Regions from separate parts of the Homo sapiens genome. Here all the other regions are linked to region 3. The links are chromatin loops, found by intact Hi-C in ENCODE. Cell type or tissue: heart left ventricle. All regions are shown on one strand. Region 1 overlaps CAP2 (cyclase associated actin cytoskeleton regulatory protein 2). Region 2 has its middle 31 kb from the start of RBM24. Region 3 holds the start of CAP2 (cyclase associated actin cytoskeleton regulatory protein 2).

Region 1 (8,000 bases), 77 kb after region 3:
ATCCACCCAGTATGCATTCTAGAAGATGCATCTTAAAGATCAGTATCATAATGCAGATCGTATTTTCTCATAGGAACAATTATTATAACCATTTGTGTCTTACTGTCCTCCTTCTTTCAGGAGGAAGAGAATTAACTGCTGTAATTTCAGCTCTCAGTGACATACAACAGTGATTCTCCAACTTTAGCGTGCATGACAGTTCCCTGGAGGGTTGTCAGAACTCAGACTGCTGGGCCCCACTTACAGAGCTTCCAATTCAGTAGGTCTTGGTTGAGTCCCAAGACTCTGCGGTTCTAAAATGTTCCCAGGTGATGTGATACTCCTCGTCCAGAGACCACACTTTGGATCCTGTGCTGTATGGATGGCTCTCACTGTTACAATTGAAGCTCAGATTTATTTCAGGTGCTTCAGAATTTCATTTCCAACGGTCTCTAGACCACTGCTTCTCAAACTTCAGTATTCATTTGAATCATCTGGAGATCTTGTTAAAGTGCAGAGTCTGATTCAGTTGGTCTCAAGTGGGGTGCAAGAGTCTGTAGTTCTAACAGGCTCCCCGGCGATGCTGGTGCTGCTGATTTCTCACTACACATTGAGCAGCAAGACTTTAGTCATTGCCATCCACAATCCCAACAAGCACAGAATCCCTTGGTAGTCAAATCTCGAATTCATATTCTCTTCTCCTACCATTTCTGTAGCAAAGTAGGCCGTGTTATGCTGCAGTAACAAACATCTCTAAAATCTTAGTGATGGACAACTGCAGAGGTTTATTTCTTGTGCGCACTATATAGCTATCTGTTGCAAGTCAGCTTAGTATCTAGTAGATGAGTTACTAAATAATGACTCATATAATTATTTACTTAGTGTTGTAACAGGGCTCTGAGAGAAAAGAGTATAGAATTAATCTTTAATAGGAGTTTTGGGCATTGGGGAGGGAAGATCTTTCAGGGCTGGAGAACCTTCCAGGGAGTCCCTTGGATCCTGCTAATGAATGCAAGTGACCACTCTTGCTGCCACAGCATAAGGCAAAACTAAACCAACATGAGTGGTCGGTTGTGGCTCACGTCAGCCTTGTGAGACCCTGAGAGAGAACCTAGCTCTGCCTTGGCCCAGAATTCTGATCTACAGAAACTGTGAGATGATAAATGGATATTGTTTTAAGCCACTGAGTTTGTGGTAATTTGTAACACAGCAATAGAAAACTAATAGGGATTCTCTCAATTCCCTTGTTGCTGAACTCTAAGGTAATGAATTTTTAAAAACTTTTTGTGGGTACATAGTAGGCATATGTATTTATGGGGTTCATGAAATGATTCGATACAGGCATGCTATACATAATAACCACATCACGGGGAATGGGGTATCCATCCCCTCAAATATTTATCCTTTGTGTTGCAAGCAACCCAATTATACTCTTAACGTTTGTTTGTTTTTTTGGGACGGAATCTTGCTCTGTCACCCAGGCTGGAGTGCAGTGGCGCTACCTTGGCTCACGGCAACTTCAGCCTCCTAGCTTCAAGCAATTCTCCTGCCTCAGCCTCCTGAGTAGCTGGGATTATAGGCACACGCCACCACACCAAGCTAATTTTTCTATTTTTTAGAAGAGATGAGGTTTCACTATGTTGGTCAGGCTGGTCTTGAACTCCTGAACTCGTGATCCGCCCGCCTCGGCCTCCCAAAGTGCTGGAATTACAGGCATGAGCCACAGCACCCGGCCTACTCTTCGTTATTTTAAAATGTGCAATTATTATTGACTACAGTCACCCTGTTATGCTATCAAATAGTAGGCCTTATTCATTCTTTCTAACTACTATTTTCTTACCCATTAACCATCCCCACCTCCCCGCCTCAGCTCCCCCACTACCCTTCCCAGCCTTTGGTAACCATCCTTCTACTCTGTATGTCAATGATTTCAATTATTTTAATTTTTAGATCCCATAAATAAGTGAGAACATGCAATGTTTGCCTTTCTGTGCCTGGCTTATTTCACGTAACATAACAATCTCCAGTTCTATCCATGTTGAATTTTTTTTTTTAATAAGACCACAGGCCATAGACCACAATGTGCCCTTCAGTTCCTCCACCTTCACCCTTCCATCTATCCTGGCAGAAGCCGGATAAAGGATTCATTGACAGCCCTGATTGACAATGGTGACCCCCAATTTCAAATTTCCTTTCTCACTTTGGCAATGAGGAAACAGGTCTCTTGCATTCTCTAATACTAGGACATTTCAACATTTCAGCCTTGACCCACAGAAAAAAGGATATTTTACTTTACCACCCAGTTTCACAAAACAGTATTCTTACCATGTGCGCTGCATTCTGACATTTTTCTTCTAGTCTATGCTGTGCTGTGGTCATCACCCACTGAACTGATCTTAAGATGCACTAGTGGTCACACCTTGCAGTTCAGAAGCACCTTTCTCATTGATTTATTACATGCTCATGACACAAAACACATTATAAAATATTTGCAAAGCATCTCAGCTTTTCTTGTCTCCCCTTGTTGTATTTTACATAAATAACCTTTGAGCAAAAGAATGGCCCAGTTCTTACAGCACTTCTTATAGTCTAGAATTTGTCAAGCCCATCCTCTTCCAGTTGATGGAAGGATTCTCACATGGAAAATGGCCAAGAAGCCCCCACCCTGGCTTGCTCAACTATTCATTTACTTTTACAGCAGGTGAGCATAGAGGAAGTATGTTATTTCTAGTTCTCAAACGTAAAAAACAATATTCAGTGATACATTAATAATCCAGCCCCAGGATGTAGACCTGGACCCATTCCTTTATTCACTGTCCAGAGTCCTTTTTGCAGACCCTACATGTAAGAGCCACACTACACGTCATTTATAAGAGTTGTATGTCAAAATAAAATTGTAGAAAGTGTTGAGTTGACATGAACAAGTGTTTTTTGGCCTGAGGCCACCTCACCTCACCTCACCTGGGAGAGATGAGAAAACAAGAGTGTTAACAATTTTAACCATGGGTGACTCCAAAACTCTCGCCCGAGCTGCAGAGGTAACCTTTTGTAAACCACGCATCTGATGCCTTGATGGGCACCACCCCAAGGAAGACTATCATTCGGGGAATTCCTGGGAGGTCTCCCACTGATGTCCCACCAGTCTAACCCTGAGTAGTTTGCAGGAGCAGAAGAGAAGCACCCGGAGGGTGGAGAACTATAGCTGAGGGGCCATAAGTACAGCAGGCTTTCTGCTGCCTTCACACTTTCCCTATTTTCTCCAGCATTTCTCGTGCTGCTAAGACCTGACAGTGAAATGATCTCTGTGTGTGTGTGTGTCTGTGTGTGTCTGTGTGTGTGTGTGTGTCTGTGTGTGTGTGTATTTGCATGGAATCAATATGTACCTGCACATAGAGAAAAAATTAATCTTAAGTTTTTCAACTTCAGGGAAGATGATTTATGGTCATTGGCTGCCTGGTAGGTTTTATTCTATCTAGGAAGTCTGAGTTCTGTATTCCTCCATAAGGGGGAGAGAGAGAGACAGAGAGCGCGTTTCTACTATCCTCCCTCTCGTTTTCTTGTCTTTATTTGAACTTGTACTTTAAAGGGAAATAGTGCCTTCCTGTGCATAAAGCAGGCATCTAAAACTGATTCTCTTTCCTTTCATTGTTTATACAATCTGAAAAATTAGATGGAGAAGGAAGGTTAGTGAACCTTCTTGGCCGTTCCTCCATCTCTGAGTGAATGCACATGCCCAGCACAGTCCTCCGCTCAGCACTTTCTCCATAAGGATTTTCTAAGGCATGGAGCAGTCATCAAATTTGTTAATAATTTGTTCACATTAAACTAAGCAAAAAAGCCTAGCGGCAGTGATCTTAGGACTTAAGCTAATTATTTAGATGCATGAGAGATCCAGATTATTAGTGGGCATAAATATGTTCAGGATTTTAATAAAACATATTAATTTGTGAGGGTTGTCAAGAGCAGAAACTTTGGACTTGGGCCTACTTGGATTTGAATTTCACATTTTCTACTCATTAGCTCTGCTAATCCAAATGCGAGAAAAACGAATTCATCTATGTCTTCTAAGTTTGAGAATCTTCTATCTTTTTCTCGGTATCTACTGGAGAATTAACTTGGTAATCCACTGACCCACTCTAACCAAACCAACTTGTCAAGTTACCCACTTGGGGGAAGGCAGTTAAACTTTCTAAGCCCGTGTTTTCTTGTCTTTAAAATAGGGATAACAAATAATTCCTATCTCAAAGGGTTATTGTGAGGATTAAATGAGAAAAAGCAGGCGAGGGTCATGTGACTGACTAGAAAAGTTCATTATTAGTCAGTGTTGTCTGACTGCTTTAGCAAAAAGTCCCCAAATCTCAAAGGCTTAACAGAAGAGATTTTTTTTCTTGTTCACATAAGGTCTGCTCCAGTGTTTTTGGTTGCCATTCTTCCACATGGTAGTTCAGGGTCCAGGCTTCTTCCATCTTGGGGCACCCAACTCCTCTAATTCCTCAGCCATTGAATTGGAAAAGAGAATGCAGGAAGGTTTTATGGGCTGGGCTTGGAAATGGCCTATGTCACCTCACCTTCATTCAGTCTTCTGGTCATTCCTAGCTGCAAAGGAGACTGGGGAATTTAACCCACCTCTATGCCTGGAAGGAAGAAGTAACAGATTTGGTGAGCATTTGGCCAGTCCACCAGAGTGAGTCACTTGGTTTGGCTAAAATGAGCTCTTTCTCTGTGGAAATGTATTGTCTTTCCAAAAACTCATAGGGATTTTCCAGACTAATACCCCATTTCTCTAGCTGTCCAGGGAAAGACAAGAAAGACTTTGAAATCTAACAGCTGAATTTTTATTGCACTTGGGTATAAATAGATGTATCTATGTATGTATGCGATATTTCAAAATTTCTTTTAACTACAGTGAGTTTATACTTTTTCCCTATAAAATGTTTTACCATAACGATAAGGTGTCAAGTTATTGTCCAGTATTTTAAAATGCCAAACAAAGTAATCATGTGACTGATCTCAGAGCATACCTTGGGTAAATTACTTGGTGCTAGTGGCAGGTCTAGAAATTGCAAAGGAAAAGCAAACGAAGGAACACAGAGCCAAACTCCCAAGTGTTTCTTAAGTCCATGCCCAGAAAATGTCATAGCATTGCTCAATCAGAATTGCTGAATCTTCCTGAAAGATTTGGCCATGATTAGTGCTGCTAAGTTCTGTTGTCAAGGGCCATATGACAGATAACATAATGCAATAAAGTAATTCTGGCCCTAATGTAAAATGAAATGTCTATTTTGAAATATTGCTATGAAGTTGGGTTTTTCTTAATACAAAGGCATGAAGAAAATATTCTGTTGAGTAACTACTGTTAATTATATGTGCACAGCAAGGATTTTTAATGGGTTTTTAAATATCGGTTTCATTGATCTTGGAAGTAGAAAAAAGCTACAAGAGAAGTAAAAGGTAAAAAAGTTAGGCCGGGCACGGTGGCTCAAGCCTGTAATCCCAGCACTTTGGGAGTCCGAGGCGGGCGGATCGCGAGGTCAGGAGATCGAGACCATCCTGGCTAACACAGTGAAACCCGTCTCTACTAAAAATACAAAAATTTAGCCAGGCATAGTGGCGGGTGCCTGTAGTCCCAGCTACTCAGGAGGCTGAGGCAGGAGAATGGCATGAACCCGGGAGGTGGAGCTTGCAGTGAGCCGAGATTGCGCCACTGCACTCCAGCCTGGGCAACAGAGCCAGACTCCGTCTCAAAAAAAAAAAAAAAGGTTTCATTCTTTGTATCACGCTTAGTTATGTTTCAGTTTAGCCATTTAGCCGTGGTATTTCCCAGTGGTCTGGATTGACAGTTTCAGGAAGGAGTAGCACCTTAGAATCTAAACCAGTGACTCACTTTATGAGCTTTTCCAAATTACCTCGATAGTCTCACTTCATAAATATGCGTAAGTTTCTGCTCTGTTAATAGTGCTGAATGGGCCGGGCGCGGTGGCTCACGCCTGTAATCCCAGCACTTTGGGAGGCCGAGGCGGGCGGATCACGAGGTCAGGAGATCGAGACCATCCCGGCTAAAATGGTGAAACCCCGTCTCTACTAAAAATACAAAAAATTAGCCGGGCGTAGTGGCGGGCGCCTGTAGTCCCAGCTACTTGGGAGGCTGAGGCAGGAGAATGGCGTGAACCCGGGAGGCGGAGCTTGCAGTGAGCCGAGATCCCGCCACTGCACTCCAGCCTGGGCGACAGAGCGAGACTCCGTCTCAAAAAAAAAAAAAAAAAAAATAGTGCTGAATGGGTTGGCTCTCTTCACTACCAACACAAAAGCACCCAAAGGCAATATATGCTTTTAATTTCTGGAGAAGTGTATTAGTTTAAGTTCAACTAAAATATCTGCTTAAATATAATTTATGTAGTATAGGTAAAAACCAATTGCATTCTGATACTTACAAGATTGCTTTTATGTAAACAGCAGCTTTCTGAGTAGCAGAAGGTGGAGAAGTGAGGCAAAAAGAAGGCTTTTTTCCTTTTCCTATGAGCCTTCCAATGGCAAGAGAATTACCTTGGTAATTACATGGTGGCTAGCATGTGACGGCTACTGCCCGTGCTGGATGTAGATGCTGGTTAACACACAATAAAACACCAAGGAAGGAAGGAGAGGCAGGGGTTTGTGTGATATCATCAGGGTTTGCTTGAGTTGACAGCCTGAAGCTACCCAGTCAGGGCTGAATCCCAACAGGAAAGCTAATCATTAGTTTATCAGGATGCAGAGAGGGAGGTAATCAGAAAAGAGAGTAATTCTGTCATTCTTCTGCCCAGACTGTTTGCTTTAGCAACATAAAGCTGTGGGTGAGCCTGTGAGCTGTGACTATGAGTTGGTAGCTTTATAGGTATTTAGAAACCCAGGACTGTGGAGGCAGAAGGGATTTGCTAAGATCCTGTCCTGTTGGAACATCACTCATGGTGACCTTTTTTTTTTTTTAATCTGATAAGGCACATTAGCTCATCTCTCTTTGTATAAGACATGAATTAGATAATGAATGGCTGCCCAAAGGAAGTGAGGTGGTTATCACACCCTGGGGATTCAAGAGATTATCTGAGGGGTAAAGGTTAATAAAGAAGGATAATATCCTTTGTTTGATCAACTGTTCCATACTAAGTTCGTTAGAATTCCAGACTGCCTTGATGGCAAATGCTACATAAATGATAAAACTGTGTATGTACTAATATTTGACTAGGGAATTTTTTATTCTCCATTTAGTTAAATATTGAGGTCACTTTGTGTTTTTAATAAAATAATTATCAACGATCTATCATTTTACACTGTGAAGCTCAATATTTGCTTGCTTAGCCACCATCAATCTGATATAAAAAGTGTAAGAGTTGCAAGTTTTTCTCTCATGACCTGAATCAAAAAGTAATTTAGAAAGAGGTCACTGTGTCATTCAACAAATCTTTTTAAAAGCCAAACATATTTTGACCTTTTATTTGGATTTGCTACTTGTTAATTGTTTCAGCAGCCTTAACTTAGATCCTCTTTGCAGAACATAGCTTCTGTCATCTGTACAAAGCTGTATATGTGAAAATTGAAGGCAAGGAGAAGGTAATTCCAGCTGGCATTCCAGTCTGGATCTGCTGTCATAAATTACTTAGCAGAGGGCATGGTTCGTTACTTTTTATGGTCATGTTCTATATTTGTATGTGCTGGGGGGTGGATCACATGACAAAACCATCATTTGATATTAGTGTTTATGTGCACCAACCAGTGAGGGCTCGATTGAAGCTTCACTGTGCAGTACTTTTAATTTGTATATTTAGCTCTTAATTGAAAATGCAGGCACTTCCATAAGTACTAAAACTACAAATAATCTAAATAAATTTTATATAATTGTCTTTAGGAGAAGACAAACTGCTGTAAACCAAGCTAATTGAAATACACTCTGCCTTCCAGAGATTTGAAAACAAAATTTTGAACTAGCTAGTCAACATTGCCAGAATAATAAAGACCAAAGTTTACCATTTTCCATTTTTTAGCCCCTC
Region 2 (8,000 bases), 81 kb before region 3:
ACATTGCTGGGATTTTGCTTCTGTGGAATAGCCAGTCTGCGACTCCTAACACGTCCTTGATGTTCTTAATTTTTACTAGGTCTTTGAATAACTGACTTTTTCAAATCTCTATTAGAATAAAGTAGGAGTAACTAAAATGGTGGAAGCTGGTTTTTGGTTTTTTTTTTTTTTTTTTTTTTTTTGAGACAGAGTCTTGTTCTGTCCCCCAGGCTGGAGTGCAGTGGCACAATCTCAGCTCACTGCAAGCTCCGCCTCGTGGGTTCATGGCATTCTTCTGCCTCAGCCTCCCAAGTAGCTGGGACTACAGACACCCGCCACCACGCCCGGCTAATTTTTTTTTTTTTTTTTTGTATTTTTAGTAGAGACGGGGTTTCACTTTGTTAGGCAGGATGGTCTCGATCTCCTGACCTCGTGATCCGCCCGCCTCAGCCTCCCAAAGTACTGGGATTACAGCCGTGAGCCACTGCACCCAGCTGAAGCTGGTTTCTTAAAATTAACATTTTCACTATTTTATAGATCACTTATCTTTCTTATAATCATCCCAGAGGAATTATTTGCAATGGTAATGGTAAAATTTTAATCATTTTCATGAACTCAGGTCGAGTGAGATGCACCCAGTATATGTTTATAGATTCTTCTTTTTTCAGACATAGAAGAGATGTTAGTTAACACTGATATGGATGCAAGCATAAAAACTGTAGAAAGGCTACAGGAACATGCAAGTGCATCAGAGAGTGAGGCAAGATATTCGCTAAAGGCGGCAAAATAAAAATAGCATGCAACATGGTATAAAGAATCATAAATTTAAGCAAAGAGAAGCATTGAACTATGTAACTGTTCCAGTTACTTACTGAGGTATCATAAACCACCCCCAAACTTGGTAGTGTAAAAATAAAAACAGGCTGGGCATGGTGGTTCACGCCTGTAATCCCAGCACTTTGGGAGGCCGAGGCAGGTGGATGACTTGAGGTCAGGAGTTTGAGACCAGCCTGGCCAACGTGGCAAAATCCCGTCTCTACTGAAAATACAAAAAGTAGTGGGGCGTGGTGGCACATGCCTGTAATTCCAACTACTCAGGAGGCTAAGGCAGGAGAATCACTTGAACCCAGGAGGCTGAGGCTGCAGTGAGCTGAGATTGCTCCACTGCACTCCAGCCTGGGCGACAGAGTGAGACTCCATTTCGAAAAAAAATTAAAAATAAATAAATAAAAATAGAAACAGCAATTCTTTTCCTTTTTTTTTTTTTTTTTTTTGAGACGGAGCTTCGCTCTTGCTGCCCAGGCTGGAGTGCAATGGCGCAATCTTGGCTCACTGAAGCCTCCGCCTCCCGAATTCAAACGATTCTCCTGCCTCAGCCTCCCAAGTAGCTAGGATTACAGGTGTGCACCACTACACCCGGCTAATTTTTGTGTTTTTAGTAGAGACGGGGGTTTCACCATGTTGGCCAGGCTGGTCTCGAACTCCTGACCTCAGGTGATCTGCCCACCTTTGCCTCCCAAAGTGCTGGGATTACAAGCATGAGCCACCGCACCCAGTTCTCTTCTCTTCTCTCTGTTCTTCTCTTCTCTCTGTTCTTCTCTTCTTTCGATGGAGTCTCGCTCTGATGCCCAGGCTGGAGTGTAGTGGTGTGATCTCAGCTCACTACAACCTCCACCTCCCAGGTTCAAGTGATTCTCGTGCCTCAGCCTCCCCAGTAGCTGGGAATATAGGACTGTGCCACCAGACCCAGCTAATTTTTTGTATTTTTAGTTGAGACCATATTGGCCAGGCTGGTCTCAAACTCCTGAACTCAGGTGATCCACCCACCTCAGCCTCCCAAAAGTGCTGGGATTACAGGCATGAGCCACGGCGCCTGGCCAGAAACAGCAGTTTTCTTGTGCTTGCTGCCTGTGGATCAGAAATTCAGAAAGGGCATAGTGGGGACAGATCTTCTCTGCTCTTTAGAGTCTACTCTGCAATCAGTGGGATGATTAGAATGGCGGCCTGAACTGCTGGGGCTGGAAGATCACTTCCACAATAGTGTCTCAGCATGGTTGCCCCAGGGCTGTTAGACGACTTTTCACAGAACAGTCCAGAACTCTGAAAGCAAATGTTTCCCATCAACAAGGTGGAGGCTGCACATCCTCTCCGGGCCTGGCCTGAGAAGTTACATAGCATCACTTCCATCACATTCTGTCAATTCCAAGTGAGTCCCAACCCAAACTCAATGGCAGCGACTTTGACCCCACCTTCTGGTAAAAAGAATAAGAGGTATTTGATGTCATCTTAAAACAAAGTTTTAAGATCATCATTAACAGTTTTCCCCCCCAATATAAATTCATTTATCTTTAATGCTTTTTTTCATCCCAATGTCTAATTTATAAAATATAAATTATCTTCCTCTTTCTTTGGCTGTTGCTTATTTGTGAATAATAGGAATTGGTGTGTTAAGTTATGAGTGACAGAGCCCCTGGATGTATCTGCGCAAGAGGTTACTTCTTAGTATCAGACGTATTACAGATTTGTTTTTTTTATTTTGGTTTTTTTTTTTGAGATGGAGTCTTGCTCTGTTGCCCAGGCTGGAGTGCAGTGGTGTGATGTTGGCTCAAGGCAATCTTTGCCTCCCAAATTCAAGTGATTCTCCTGCCTCAGCCTCCCGAGTAGCTGGGATTACAGGTGCCCGCCACCATGCCCAGATAATTTTTGTGTTTTTAGTAGAGACGGGGTTTCACTATCTTGGCCAGGCTGGTCTTGAACTCCTGACCTCAGGTGATCCACCCGCCTCGGCCTCCCAAAGTGCTGGGATTACAGGCGTGAGCCACTGCGCTTGGCCTACAGATTAGCTTTAATAATAAAACAGAAATGCAAATGTGAGTAGGATATGTTAAATAGTTATGATATGTGACTCATCACCCAACTTTTTAGGAGACTGATGCTTTTTCTAAACCTAATAATCAACTTGCCAGATACTAGGATGGGAGTCCAAATTCCTAGAGTTGTGATATACACCAGAGGAAAAATAGCCAGATCTAAGGAGCACAGAGGAAATCCTAACAATACAAGGTAGGAGCCCAGGCTCAGAGGAAGCCAGCAGGCTGTATGATGAGAAGAGCATGGGACTGGGAAGCTAGAGGCTCCAAGTTCAATTCATGCTCCACCAGTATTCATCATTATGTGCTGGGGCAAGTCTATTTCTTCGTCTTAAGTTTCTTCCAAGAGTTTGGGCTAGGTAACCTCAGGAGTCCCTTCCTTCAGTTATAATAACACTACAATTTTAGTTCAAGTCCCTCCTACTACACTCCTATCAGAGGAGCTTTTAAAGTATATATGAAAAGAAGACAGGAAAAATAATTAAACAAGCATTTCTTTGGTAACCTACTTTATCTTACAATAGACCTGGTGCTTTGTGCATTTCAGTGCATTTTTGCATGTAATAAAATGCCTAAATGAAGAAAGACATGAGAAAGAGCTTGAAGAGAAGGTATTTTAATGCAGCCAGGTTACAATCAGGATTTGGGGTCCAGCGAGAGCTTCCCGGCCAACCTGAGGGACATCCAGCAATGATGTCTATCTAGAACAATGACAATAATTGCCAGTGTCCCTCCCCTCCCTTTTCAAGCTCACCTGATACCTCTGCTATTCACTCAGCCTGAGAAAAGGCACTCTGCCTTTGAGCAGCAGCTTGAACGACAGCCACCCTCACATTGCCTTGGGCGAGCACGCACGTGGGCTGCTATACGGAGACATCTGTGCCCGCTGAAGTGAGGCTGAAGAGCTGTGTTGTCTAGGGTGACAGGAGGCCTTGCCTAACAGTGAGCTCCATCAATAATCTATGGCCCTGTGGAGAAAGAACCCTATTAATAAGACATGTTGCTGTTTGGAGAAGACAGAGCCAATGAGGCCCTCGTTCCAGGGAAACAGAATATGCTCAGCATGACGCAGCACTCCCTGAACTTTCCGGTTACATCACCCAATAGCTGAGATCAGAAGCAATTTTAGAAGATACATTCAACATACTAATGCCCTTTCAGCCAGCCTAGTTCAGTAAGGTCAAAGTCTGGTCAAAAACACACTTTGACCTGAGGTTTGCTTGTTTGTTTGTCTTTAAGACTGATCAAGAGCACTGAGTTATTTTCGCACACTGGGCTTGTTATCAGGTCACTGTTTAAGTATAGAAATGTTTATCTGGGTGGTTTTAGATCCAATATGGAAGACTGAAAATCCTCCGAATTCCCAAATATATTTTCCATTCCATTTAAAGCTCACAATCTTCTAGGTCCGCCCAGTTCTTCTTTATGGCAACAGTTAATTATTAATCCTTCCTTACTTTTAGGTTGTAATTTAAGAGTGCATTAATAGATTGCTCACTCGGTATTTTGCCAAAATCATGGCAGGACAAATTCGCTAGTGTATGATGGCTAGAAGCATGAACTTGGAGGCAGACTGACCTGGGACTGGGTCTAGGCTCTACCACTTGCCAGCTGTGTGATCTCAGGAGAGTTACACACCCTCTCTGAGTCTCCATTCCTTCTCTGTCATGGGGGAAATGTCTCATAAAGTATGATAATGTAAAGCATAGAGCAAAGCAAGTAATAAGCATTCAATAAAGAGTAGGTTTTTGTTGTTGTTTTTGAGATGAAGTTTCACTCTTGTCGCCCAGGTGGGAGTGCAATGGCGCGATCCCGGCCCACTGCAACCTCTGCTCCCCAGGTTCAGGCAATTCTCCTGCCTCAGCCTCCCAAGTAGCTGGGATTACAGGCATGTGCCACCATGCCCGGCTAATTTTGTATTTTTAGTAGAGACGGCGTTTCTCCATACTGGTCAGGCTGGTCTCAAACTCCCGACCTCAGGTGATCCACCCACCTCGGCTTCCCAAAGTGCTGGGATTATAGGCGTGAGCCACTGCACCTGGCCACATTGCTTATTAAGTATCTAAGAGAAGATGCCAAGCAGGCAGTTTCATCCACCGGTGTAGAGTTTAGCAGAGATGTCAGGGTCTGAGACAAAACTGTGAGAACTGTTGTAATCATTAAAGCTATTCACCAATTTTTTTTTTTTAAGTTGGAATCTTGCTCTTATTGTCCAGGCTAGAGTGCAGTCGCAAGATGTCAGCTCACTGCAACCTCCGCCTCCAGGTTCAAGCGATTCTCCTGCCTCAGCCTCTCGTGTAGCTGGGATTACAGGTGTGTGCCACCATGCCCAGCTAATTTTTGTATTTTTAGTAGAGACAGGGTTTCGCCATGTTGGTCAAAGTGGTCTCGAACTCCTGACCTCAGGTGATCCACCCACCTCAGCCTCCCAAAGTGCTGCAATTACAGGCATAAGCCACCGCACCTGGCCCACCAATATTTTTAGTTCACTCCTTCCATTATGGTAGGACCCTCTTGTCTACCCCCTTAAAGTTAGGCACAGCCATGTGACTTGCCATAGCCAATGAAATGAAGGTGGAAGGGGCTGTCTCACTTCAGGCAGAATCCTTAAGCTTTAAGAGTATGGGCTGGTCACGGTGGCTTATGCCTGTAATCCCAGCACTTTGGGAGGCCAAGCGGGGGGTGGATCACCTGAGGTCGGGAGTTCGAGACCAGCCTGACCAACATGGAGAAACACCATCTCTACTAAAAATACAAAATTAGCCAGGTGTGGTGGTGGGCGCCTGTAATCCCAACTACTTGGGAGACTGAGGCAGGAGAATCGCTTGAACCCTGGAGGTGGAGGTTGTGGTGAGCTGAGATCATGCCATTGTACTCCAGCCTGGGCAACAAGAGTGAAACTCCGTCTCAAAAAAAAAAAAGGAGTATGATTCTCGGCCAGGCACAGTGGCTCACGCCTGTAATCCCAGCACTTTGGGAGGCCGAGGTGGGTGGATCACAAAGTCAAGAGTTTAACACCAGCCTGGCCAAGATGGTGAAACCCTTTCTCTACTAAAAATGCAAAAAATTAGCCAGTTGTGGGAGCGGGCGCCTGTAATCCCAGCTACTCAGGAGGCTGAGGCAGAAAATTGCTTGAACCAAGGAGGCCAAGGTTGCTAAGACTGCACCACGCACTCCAGCCTGGGCAACAGAACCATACTCTATCTCAAAAAAAAAAAAAAAAAAGAGTATGATTCACCATGTCCCTGAGCGACCATGATGAACAGATACCCCTGTTGATTCATGACGGACATTTTACAGTGAAAGAGAAACATCTTTGTTGTTCTAAATGACTGAGATTTGAGGGTGGTGTGTAGAAAAATCTAGCCTATTGTGTATGAGCCCTAAAGATAGGACAGTATTTAAATGCTTCGAACTGGATGAGATCCCCTTCAGCATGAGTGTTAATGACAATGAGAAGGAACTGAGTCCTTAGCATTTCAGATGTCAACACTGAAAGGTAAGGAAGAAAGGGGAATTCCAGGGAAGGAGATTGCTGTGGAACGAAATGTTTGTGTCCCTGCAAGTTCGTATGCTGACAACCTAATCCCCAATGTGATGGAATTAGGAGGTGGGCCTTTGGGAGGTGATTAGATCACAAGGGTGGACCTCTTATGAATGGGATTAGTGCCCTTATAAAAACAGGCTCCAGAGGCAGGTACGGTGACTCATGTTTGTAATCCCAGCACTTTGGGAAGCTGAGGTAGAAGGATCACTTGAAGCCAGGAGTTCGAGACCAGCCTGGGCAACATAGGGACATTTGTCTCTACAAAAAATAAAATAATTAGCCAGGCGTGGTGGCATGCACCTGTAGTCCCAGCTACTTGGGAGGCTGAAGTAGGTGGATCACTTGAGCTCAGAAGATCCAAGCTGCAGAGAGCTATGATCACGCCACCACACTCTAGCTTGGCAGACAAAGTCTCTGTTTCAAAGAGAGAGACAGAGGCTCCAGAAAGCTGCCTCACGATAGAAGGCTCTGTCTATGAGGAACTGGACACCAAGTCTGCCAATGTCTTGATCTGGGACATCCCAGCCTCCTGTGAGAAATAAACTTCTGTTGCTTCTAAGCTACAAGGCAATTCTCATGCCTCAGCCACCCGAGTAGCTGGGATTACAGGCATGCGCTACCACACCAGGCTAATTTTTGTATTTTTAGTAGAAATGGGGCTTCACCATGTTGGCCATGCATTATGGCATTTTGTTACAGAAGCCCAAACAGACTAAGACAGACACTGAGGAGTCGCTAAGGAAAAGTGAGAGGTCAAGTGAAGAAGTTGCCTCAAGAAGAAGGAAGTAGTCAACTGTGTCAAATGCTACGATAGGCTAAGAAAGATGAGAACGGGGAAATAAACACGGGATTTGGCAATATGGTGTTAGTGTGACTTTGACAAGAAAGATTTTGTGAAGGTATGGGAGCAAAAGTCAGCTTATGTTGGGCTCATGAATGAATGAGATAAAGAGAAAGGAGATGGCAAGCACAGACAAGACAGACAAAGGGAAATTTTCCATTAAGGGAAGCAGGGGGTGGAAGGGATCAAAGGAGCGCAATTTACAATAGATGATTGTAGTGTGTTTATAAAAGAAGAAGAATTAGCCAGTAGAGTGAGAATACTGATGATGCAGGAGTATAGACAACTGCAGGAGCAATGTCCTTGACAGGCAGAGGGGATGATCTAGGTTTCACCTGGAGAGGCTGGAATGTGGGCAGTCATCCAGGTAAGAAGAGAGAAGACAAACTGTAAGGGCACACATGTAGGTAGGTTGGTAGGTATGACTGGGAGGTACAAGTTCTCTTTGATTCATTCATTTATTTTTTCTTTGAAATGGAGTCTTGCTCTATTGCCCAGGCTGGAGTGCAGTGGCACACGGCTTACTGCAACCTCTGCCTCCCGCGTCCAAGCAATTCTCATGCCTCAGCCACCTGAGTAGCTGGGATTACAGGCATGCACTACCACGCCAGGCTAATTTTTGTGTTTTTAGTAGAAATGGGGTTTCACCATGTTGGCCACGCTGGTCTCGAACTCCTGACCTCAGGTGATCTGCCCACCTTTGCCTCCCAAAGTGCTAGGATTACAAGCGTGAGCCACAGGACTTGGCCAAGTTCAATGGTTT
Region 3 (8,000 bases):
TTTTAGTTACATAAATTTTATGTGGGGACAATTTTATCCACAAGGTAGATTATTAGAGACACACACAGTGGTTTGAGTGGTGTCAGGCACCTCCTTCCTCTTCTCAAATACCTTCTTCTAACCCACCCCGACTTCAATACCTGGAATCTGAGTTAAGGTACGGCCATCATAAATGGTCTTTTAAAAAAGAAGATATTTCCAAAAGGCTAAACCTACCAAACATGATCTACCCAGATGATTCTGATGAATGAGGCTGTTTGTGTCTCAGGTCAAACAGGCCCTCAGGAGAAGATCTGGAGAAGAGACCATAGAAGCCGGGATGCCATCTGATACAGCAGCCTGTGGTTTTGTTTAGTTTGGTTCAGTTATCCATGGTCATCTGTAGCCTGAAGATATTATATGGAACATTCCATAAATACACAATTTTAAATTTCAAACTGTGCTCCATTCTGAGTAGGGTGATGAAATCTCAAGCCATCCTGTTCCATCCTGTCCATTTGTGAATCATCCCTTTGCCCAGTATATTTATGCTGTCTAACAAGCTTGTCCAGCTTGGGGCCTGTGAGCCACACATAGCCTAGGATGCCTTTGAATGTGGCCCAACACAAATTCGTAAACTTTCTTAAAGTATTATGACACTTATATATATATATATAATTTTTTTTTAGCTCATCAGCTATCATTAGTATTTTATGTGTGGCCCAAGACAATTCTCCTTCTTCCACTGTGGCCCAGGGAAACCAAAAGATTGGATACCCCTGCAGTCCAAGCTATCTGCGTGTTGACATCATCGGCTCCTGCGTCCAACCATAGCCATGGTAATGACTCCATGATCCAGTGTCACTGATATGGTTTGGATCTGTGTCCCTACCCAAATCTCATGTTGAATTGTTATCCCCAGTGCTGGAGGTGGGGTTTGGTGGGAGGTAATTGGAGCATGAGGGCAGTTTCACATGGTTTGGCACCATCCTCCCTTGGTGCTGTCCTGCGATAGTGAGTTTTCGTGAGATCTGGTTGTTTAAAAGTGTGTGGCCCCTCCCTCCTCCCCTTGCTCCTGCCACTTAAGATGCCTCACTCTCCCTTTGCCTTCCACCATGATTGAAAGCTCCCTGAGGCCTCACTGGAAGCAGAAGCCGCTATGCTTCCTGTACAGCCTGTAGAACCATGAGACAATTAAACATCATTTCTTTATAAATTACCCAGTCTTGGGCATTTGTTTATAGCAATGCAAGAACAAACTGATAAAATCACTCAAAGCAGGTGACTTGTCTTCTGACATAATCATCAGAAGATGAATAGTAGCCTGACACGCCATCACAATGCCTACGTCATTCACCTCAGCTCATTAAATCCCACAGGCATTTTATCATCTCACATCACCACAAGAAGAAGAAGGGCAAGTATACTACAATGAGATATTTTAAGAGAGGGAGAAGGACTACATTTACATAACTTTTACAACAGTATATTGTTATAATTGTTCTATTTTATTATTAATTGTTATCACTGATCTCTTACTGTACTTAATTTATAAATTAAACATAATAGGTACATATGTATAGGAAAAAAAATACTGTATAGAAGCCTCAATACGAATCTGTGGTTTCAGGAATCCATTGGGGGTCTTTGAACGTATCCTTCGTGGATACGGGGGGACTACTGTACTGTATAAGCTTTATAGAATGTTGAGGTCCTGGGTCACCTCCTCTGTTGAGATTCTAGCAAAGCCCCTTACATAAAAGAGTTCATAAAAAGTTTTATTTCATATAAACAAAGGTAAAAGAGCAGTAGAATCATTCTAACCATAGGTTAAATAGGGAAAAAAGGATTTTTCCCCTGAGTCTACTGTGTTATCAGCCCTTGAGTTCAGCCTTCGCTGTTGCAATTGGAGTGTAATCCATGGGGACAAACTCAGTACAGAGGAGGTGGCTCAGAATGCAAGGACAAGGGCACAAGGTGGAAGAAGAGACCAGAATACTTTTAGCAATGACAAGGAAGGAGACATCAACTCAAAAGAAATATGCAGGACAAAGGAGATGACGGGAGAAATTTTGAGGTAGAGGGGAGAAAAGTTGAAGGAGTAGAAGTTAACACAGTTATCAGCCTCCTTGTCTGGCACATCATGAGATCATGGGCTAAGGAGAAAGGCAGGTTTGGGCTGGAATCTCAAGGGGAACTGAAAAGATTTAGAAAAGCCCAGCTACTGTCCTCTTCTTTCCAATTCCACTATTTTCTGACCTAATCCTGTACAAGAAAATGTTATCAACAAATACGTAGTCAGTGATCTTCATGTGTCTGGCCTGAGAAAATAGCAATTAACCAAACAGACCTAATCCCCATTTTCCTGGAATGTATAGGTCCAATTGGAAAATATGGACAATAAGTATCAAAGAGTTGTGAGGAAGAAGTGTTCACTGGGGGCTAGCCCTTTTGGGGAGACATCATATAGCAGACAGATGCTATGACAGGGCTAGTTAAGGGAAGAGTTCAGGCTTCAAGTTGAGGCTCGTTACTTTCCCCTCCAGACTAGCTAGTTATTTCTTAGTGGATTTCCCTGCCTCCTATCTCTTTCCAGTCCTATATACCACCACCAAACTAACCATTGCTATCATGATTATGCTCAAAAATGGTCAATAGTCCCCCAGTGCCTACTACTTAGGCTTCAAACATTTTAGGCTGAGATTGAAGGCCTCTACCAGCCAGGGCCTAACCTTCCTTCCATACCTGGCTTCCACAGCCCTCCAATCCAGCTAAACTCACAGACTGTCCTTCATACATGCCATCCTTTATTACCTCTCCACTTTTGTCCCTGCCCATCATCTTGAGGGTTTTTCCTCCACAATCCACTCTTAATGTCTCATTTCCGCATGAAGACTCAACTTTCATGTCCATCAGAAAGTGTTCTCTAATCCCCAGTCTAGAAGCAACCTTCCTTTCTTCTGAACATCCATGGAAATTTGTTCATACTTCTTTTAGAATGTTTTTTACGACATTCCTAGAACTGTGGTTATTTTTATACTCTTCACATCTTCCTACTATATTATCAACCTAAAGACAGGATTTGTGGCTCATCCACTCTTAGACTCCATAATACTTTATACTCCAATAAAAAACAGATGTAGCTAAGGAAATACTGTGCTAATGTTTGTTGAAGTTAGTGCTAAAAAAAAGTCATATGAATGGATGCTTGGAACTTCCCTGTGATCCTGCACACATTGATTCTTATGGATATATATTTTTTCTGCATTTCTGGAACACAAATGTTCTAAATGCATACATACTTCATCCATCCATCCATTCATTCATTATTTAATACAAACATATTGAATGCCCGCCATATGCAAGGTATCCACAGGATAGGGAGGGTGCTGGCTCTGGCTTTATGCAATGTACGCACTCATTGATCAATGTTTATGTCATTTTGTTTCCCTTCTTTCCAGACAAAGGGAAGCAAAGACTCACTGCACCTCATTACTGTCAGCAGAGAGCAATGTGTAATTGGAATGACCTTTGTATAAGTGCTGACCTATGGGGTCAGAATAAGCCTTATAATGTACAGAACCAACTTATGTGCAATTTTAACATCGACAGAGAATATTGGCCTTTAAGAAATTCATCTCATATTTATTGTTTGGAGATTTTACTTTCAGAAGATATCAGTTACATTTCCCCTCTTTTTTTCTCTTTTCTGCAATTATTTTCCTGGCATTCATTCAATAAAGAGCTTCAAGTCACTTTTTTAGACTGAAATAAACTTTGATGAAAATTGAAAATCAATGCTTTCCTTCTAATGACGTTAAGAGAAAAGCCTCCAATTTTGCAATTATAATCAATATATAAAGGGGAAGTGGCCACAAATATGCTGCACATCTTAAGAAGCCAAGTGGGTTTGGTTACTTTAATTTTTAAATAATCAGGACATTTAAAAAGTTGCTGTTTATAAAATACTTTTTAAAAATGTCATCACACGCACTATGAGTGCACTCAGTCTTGATGTCTCGCTAAAGCATTAGCTGTCTAGCTCCTTCTCCTCCCAGAGCCTTTATCCTCATATTGGGTCTGGGGACACACATGCCGTCTCTTGATTCCTAAGGATCCATTACCCATTTCTCTGCACAGATCTTCGGGTATCCAACCTATCTGTGCCTCCTTCAGCCAGGAGCCTCCGGATCTTTCCAGACTTCTTTGCAATACTGCCTCATGCACTGAATCCATTTCTCGCATAGCCTGGCGCTTGGCAGGCAGGCTGGCGTTCCCTGGCTCTGCCTTCCCCATCTCCCTGTCTTTTCTCCCACGGCCCATCTGCCCCTCCTTTCCTCCACCCCCTTCTCCTCTCTGCTCCCCTTTATTTCCACTCCCCACCCGCGTGGCTTTGCTCTCCCTCTCCCCCCTCAGCTCGTCTGTATTTGGAGCTCCGGAAGCTGCCGGCGACTCTCCCCTGGAGCAGCGTGACTGACACCGGCTCCTATTCAGCTGGGAGGAGGGAGAGGGGAGGAGAAGGGGAGGGCCGCGGGAGGAGGGTACGAGTGGCCGACCACGGATTTGCATTGCCGAGGACGGGACCCCAGGGCAGCGAAGCAGGTAATCCTGCAGCGGTCGGGGCCCGGCGAGGCGGGGAGGGGTCGGGGTGCAGGTGCGGGGGGCGCCTGGCGGCGGGCGCTGGCAAGTTGAGCCCGATGGGTGGGGTAGGGAAGCGGCCGGGACGCTGCGGCTGTGGCAGCAGCGCGAGGGGAATAAAGGCGGCGCGGGCGCGGGGGCCGGGGCGCGGCGACCCGGGCGCGGGGCGCGGGCGCGGGCGGACTCCCATCTGGGTCAGCGGAGCGGCGCGCCCTGCCCCCGCCTCCCCAGCTCCGGCGTCCTGGCCGCTCGGAAGGCGGGGTGCGGGCAGGAGCTGCCCGGGGTTGGCGGGCGGCCGCGGCCTCCCCACCCCAGCGCCGCCGCCCGCCCGGCCGCTCTAACTTTGGGGGGTCTCGTCCACCGGGCTGTGAGTCTTCCAGGGGGGTGGGGGTGGGAGTCATTGCGCCGGCTCTGACCAGAGCCACCTCGATCAGAAAGTGCTGGAAAGAAACAGACCTGGCTTCCCCTCTGCAGAACCTGACTTGAGGCGATGAGTCACTTCTAAAAAATGCAGAGGCAACTGAGACTGGGGGAACGGCTCGGAAAAACGGCACCCGCCGCTGGCTCTCTGACTGCTTTGGGTAGAGGGGTGTTCGTGGAAGTAGCCGCCGTATCATCACTTTTAGGGCCAAAAATCAACCTGCAGATGGCCTTTTCTTTATTCTCATCAGAGTGGTGTTCGCTGCAAGTTGTAGCAATATTTGAATGGATGCATTCTTAAAAATGAGTATGTATGGGTGACTGCATTTAGGAAGTTGAACCGGGACTAGGTCCAAACAGCCAGAGTGGAGATGAACACTTGGTAAAAACATCTAGGACCTTTGGTTTTATAGTTATGGAAATGCAGAAGCTTCTGGGACTTGAGCACTGTAGTTTACTGAGTACTCCTATTTCCTTACTGCTTCTGTAGATTTCATTGAAGCTATGTTCCTTAGAATTCTTGGTAAACTATCTAAGCCCACTTAGTGTAAAATTACAACGGTAGAGTGAACTTTAGAGAATTGGATTTATAGTTACTAGAGTCTAATTAGACTGCAAGCCTCTTGAAAGCAAGGATGGGTTGTTTGGTAGTTCCTACGGCACCAAACAGTATTTGGCTCACAGCATGTAATGGATAGACAATAAAAGTGTGTGAAATAGTTAATTCAGTACCTTAAGTGTAGATGGAGCATGACTTCTTGAATATACTGCATATTTTGCAAGGAAAGGCGACTTCTCCATGAATCCCGAAATTTAAAAAATTCTTAATAACATTACAATCAAAGTGTCATATAAATACTTCTTAAGGATAAAGAGAAAAAGAAGTTGACTATGAGAAATCAGGAAGGTGATTATCAAGGTGGTCTTTGCTAGTAGGAAGTAAGTTTTTGTTCCCCATCGTTAATGTGAGAAGTAATTTAATTTGTTGATACAGGGTAGGGTTTGGTAAACCTTTGAGTTAAGAGCTAGATAGTAAACATGTAGGTTTTGCAGGCCATATGGTCTCCTTAGCAACTACTCAGTTCCACAGTTATAGTTTGAAAGCAGCTAAAGACAATACCTAAAGGAATGGTATGTTTGTGTTTTACTTTATTTACAGACATTGAACCTTGAACTTTTCACCAGTAACAAAATATTCTTCTGTTTTTTTCCAGGCATTAAAAAATGTAAAAACTATTCTTAGCTTGAGGGAGGAGCAGAAAACACAAAAGTAAGAGAGAAGGGAATGGATTTGTCCTTCTAGTAGTAGTTTGCTACTCCCACTGATTGATTCTGTGCTAGAATCTGGAGAGGAGCCTATTGAAAGGATTAATGGGCCACATTCTCTTGAGTGCCTGTTATACCTTGGCAGTTAAGTTAAATACCCTCCAGAAAAGCATTAACTTATTTTGAGCATTATGGAGTTTTGTTTTGTTTTGAATATTTCCTAACATCTTTATTCATGAGGTTTTGTTTTGTTTTTAATTTATTATGTAACATTTTATATGTAAAAATAATACGCTAAGTCTAGGTGAGTTATGAACATTATGTTCAACTGAACACCTGTGAACCCATCACTAGGTTTATAAACTAGGGCTTAAGAACTAGATAGTTGTGAAAAGATAGCTCATAGAATGGGAGGAAATATTTAGGAATCATGTATCTGATAAGGGTCTTGTATCCACAACATATAAAGAGTTCTTACAACTCAATAATAAAAAGAAAAATAATCCAATTTAAAAATGGGCAAAGGATCTGAATAGCTATCTCCAAAGAAGATATACAAATGGCCAATAAACCCATGAAAAGATACTCAACATCATTATTCATCAGAGAAATGCAAATCAAAACCACGATGGGATACCACTTTATACTCACTAGCATGGCTATAATCAAAAAGTCAGATAATAACAAATACTGGTGAGGATGTGGAGGAATTGGAACCTTTGTACACCACCGATGGGAATATAAGATGGTGCCCTCACTTTGGAAAAGTTTGGCAGTTCTTCAAATTAAACATAAAGTTACCATATGACCTAGCAATTCCATTGTAAATATATGTCCAAGAGAAATTAAAACATATGCTCACAAAAAAACCTGTACACAGATGTTGACAGCAACACCATTTATAATAACCAAGAGGTGGAAACAAACCAAATGACTATCAGTTGATGAGTGGATAAATAAAAGGTGGTATATCCATACAGCGAGATATTATTTGGCCATAAAAAAGAGTGGAGTACTGATACATGCTACAACATCGATGAATCTTGAAAACATTATGCTAAGTGAAAGAAGCCAGTCAAAATATCACGTACTGTATGATCTATTCATTTGAAAATGTCCAGACCAAGGAAATGTATACAGCTAGAAAGTAGATTTTTTGTTGCTTAGGGCTGAAGGGGCTGGAGGTGGGTTGAGTAGGGAAGTGATAGATAAAGGTCACAGGGTTTCTTTTTGAGGTGAAACATGAAAATATCCTCTAATCGACTATAGTGATAGTCGCACGTATCTGTGAATATACTAAAAACCATTGAGTTGTACACCTTTAATGGGTGAATTGTGTGGTATGTGAATTACATCTCAATAAAATTGTTAAAGAAAATAAACAGAAAACTAGGGGAAAAAGTACTAGATTGTTAGTATCCAGTTGCATCTTTGTGTTTTTCCTCTGTGCCTGCTCTCATGTCCCTCCCAACCCTGAATTTTGTGTTAATCATTCCCTGGTTTATTGTAAAACAGTTTTATCACATGTGTATGTATTCCAAAACAATAGTGTTTAGGTTTGTTTTTTTGGTTTATGAAAAAAGGTATTTATAATCTCGCATTCTCTTTTGAGATGGAGTCTCTCTCTGTCGCCCAGGCTGGAATGGAGTGGCACAGTCTCAGCTCACTACAACCTCCGCCTCTCAGGTTCAAGAGAT

Evidence for each region. Peaks named below come from ENCODE experiments on the same cell type or tissue, not always from the same donor. Only the 100,000 strongest peaks of a DNase experiment are listed, where the experiment ranks them.
Region 1: a loop joins it to region 3, with 2.1 times the contacts of the local background. A loop is called at or near these places in 5 of 110 quality-filtered maps.
Region 2: a loop joins it to region 3, with 2.7 times the contacts of the local background. A loop is called at or near these places in 6 of 110 quality-filtered maps.

The regions. Positions count from the first base shown.
Region 1 is chr6:17,466,109-17,474,108 of GRCh38, forward strand. The region is part of intron 4 of CAP2 (cyclase associated actin cytoskeleton regulatory protein 2); the gene reads left to right. Among named protein-coding and RNA genes, the nearest start is that of CAP2, 77 kb to the left of the region's middle. In heart left ventricle, a CTCF peak has its summit at 3,493; no DNase peak of the experiment used is centred here; H3K27ac peaks cover 1,539 bases.
Region 2 is chr6:17,308,041-17,316,040 of GRCh38, forward strand. No RefSeq gene overlaps it. Among named protein-coding and RNA genes, the nearest start is that of RBM24, 31 kb to the left of the region's middle. RefSeq lists enhancers at 3,270-4,469, 3,846-3,990 and a cis regulatory region at 3,913-3,923. In heart left ventricle, no CTCF peak of the experiment used is centred here; no DNase peak of the experiment used is centred here; H3K4me3 peaks cover 794 bases; H3K27ac peaks cover 1,557 bases.
Region 3 is chr6:17,389,166-17,397,165 of GRCh38, forward strand. It overlaps CAP2 (cyclase associated actin cytoskeleton regulatory protein 2), which reads left to right and starts at 4,430. Exons shown (of 13, transcript NM_006366.3): 1 at 4,430-4,581. In heart left ventricle, no CTCF peak of the experiment used is centred here; DNase peaks (open chromatin) are centred at 4,446 and 4,766; H3K4me3 peaks cover 2,622 bases; H3K27ac peaks cover 2,161 bases.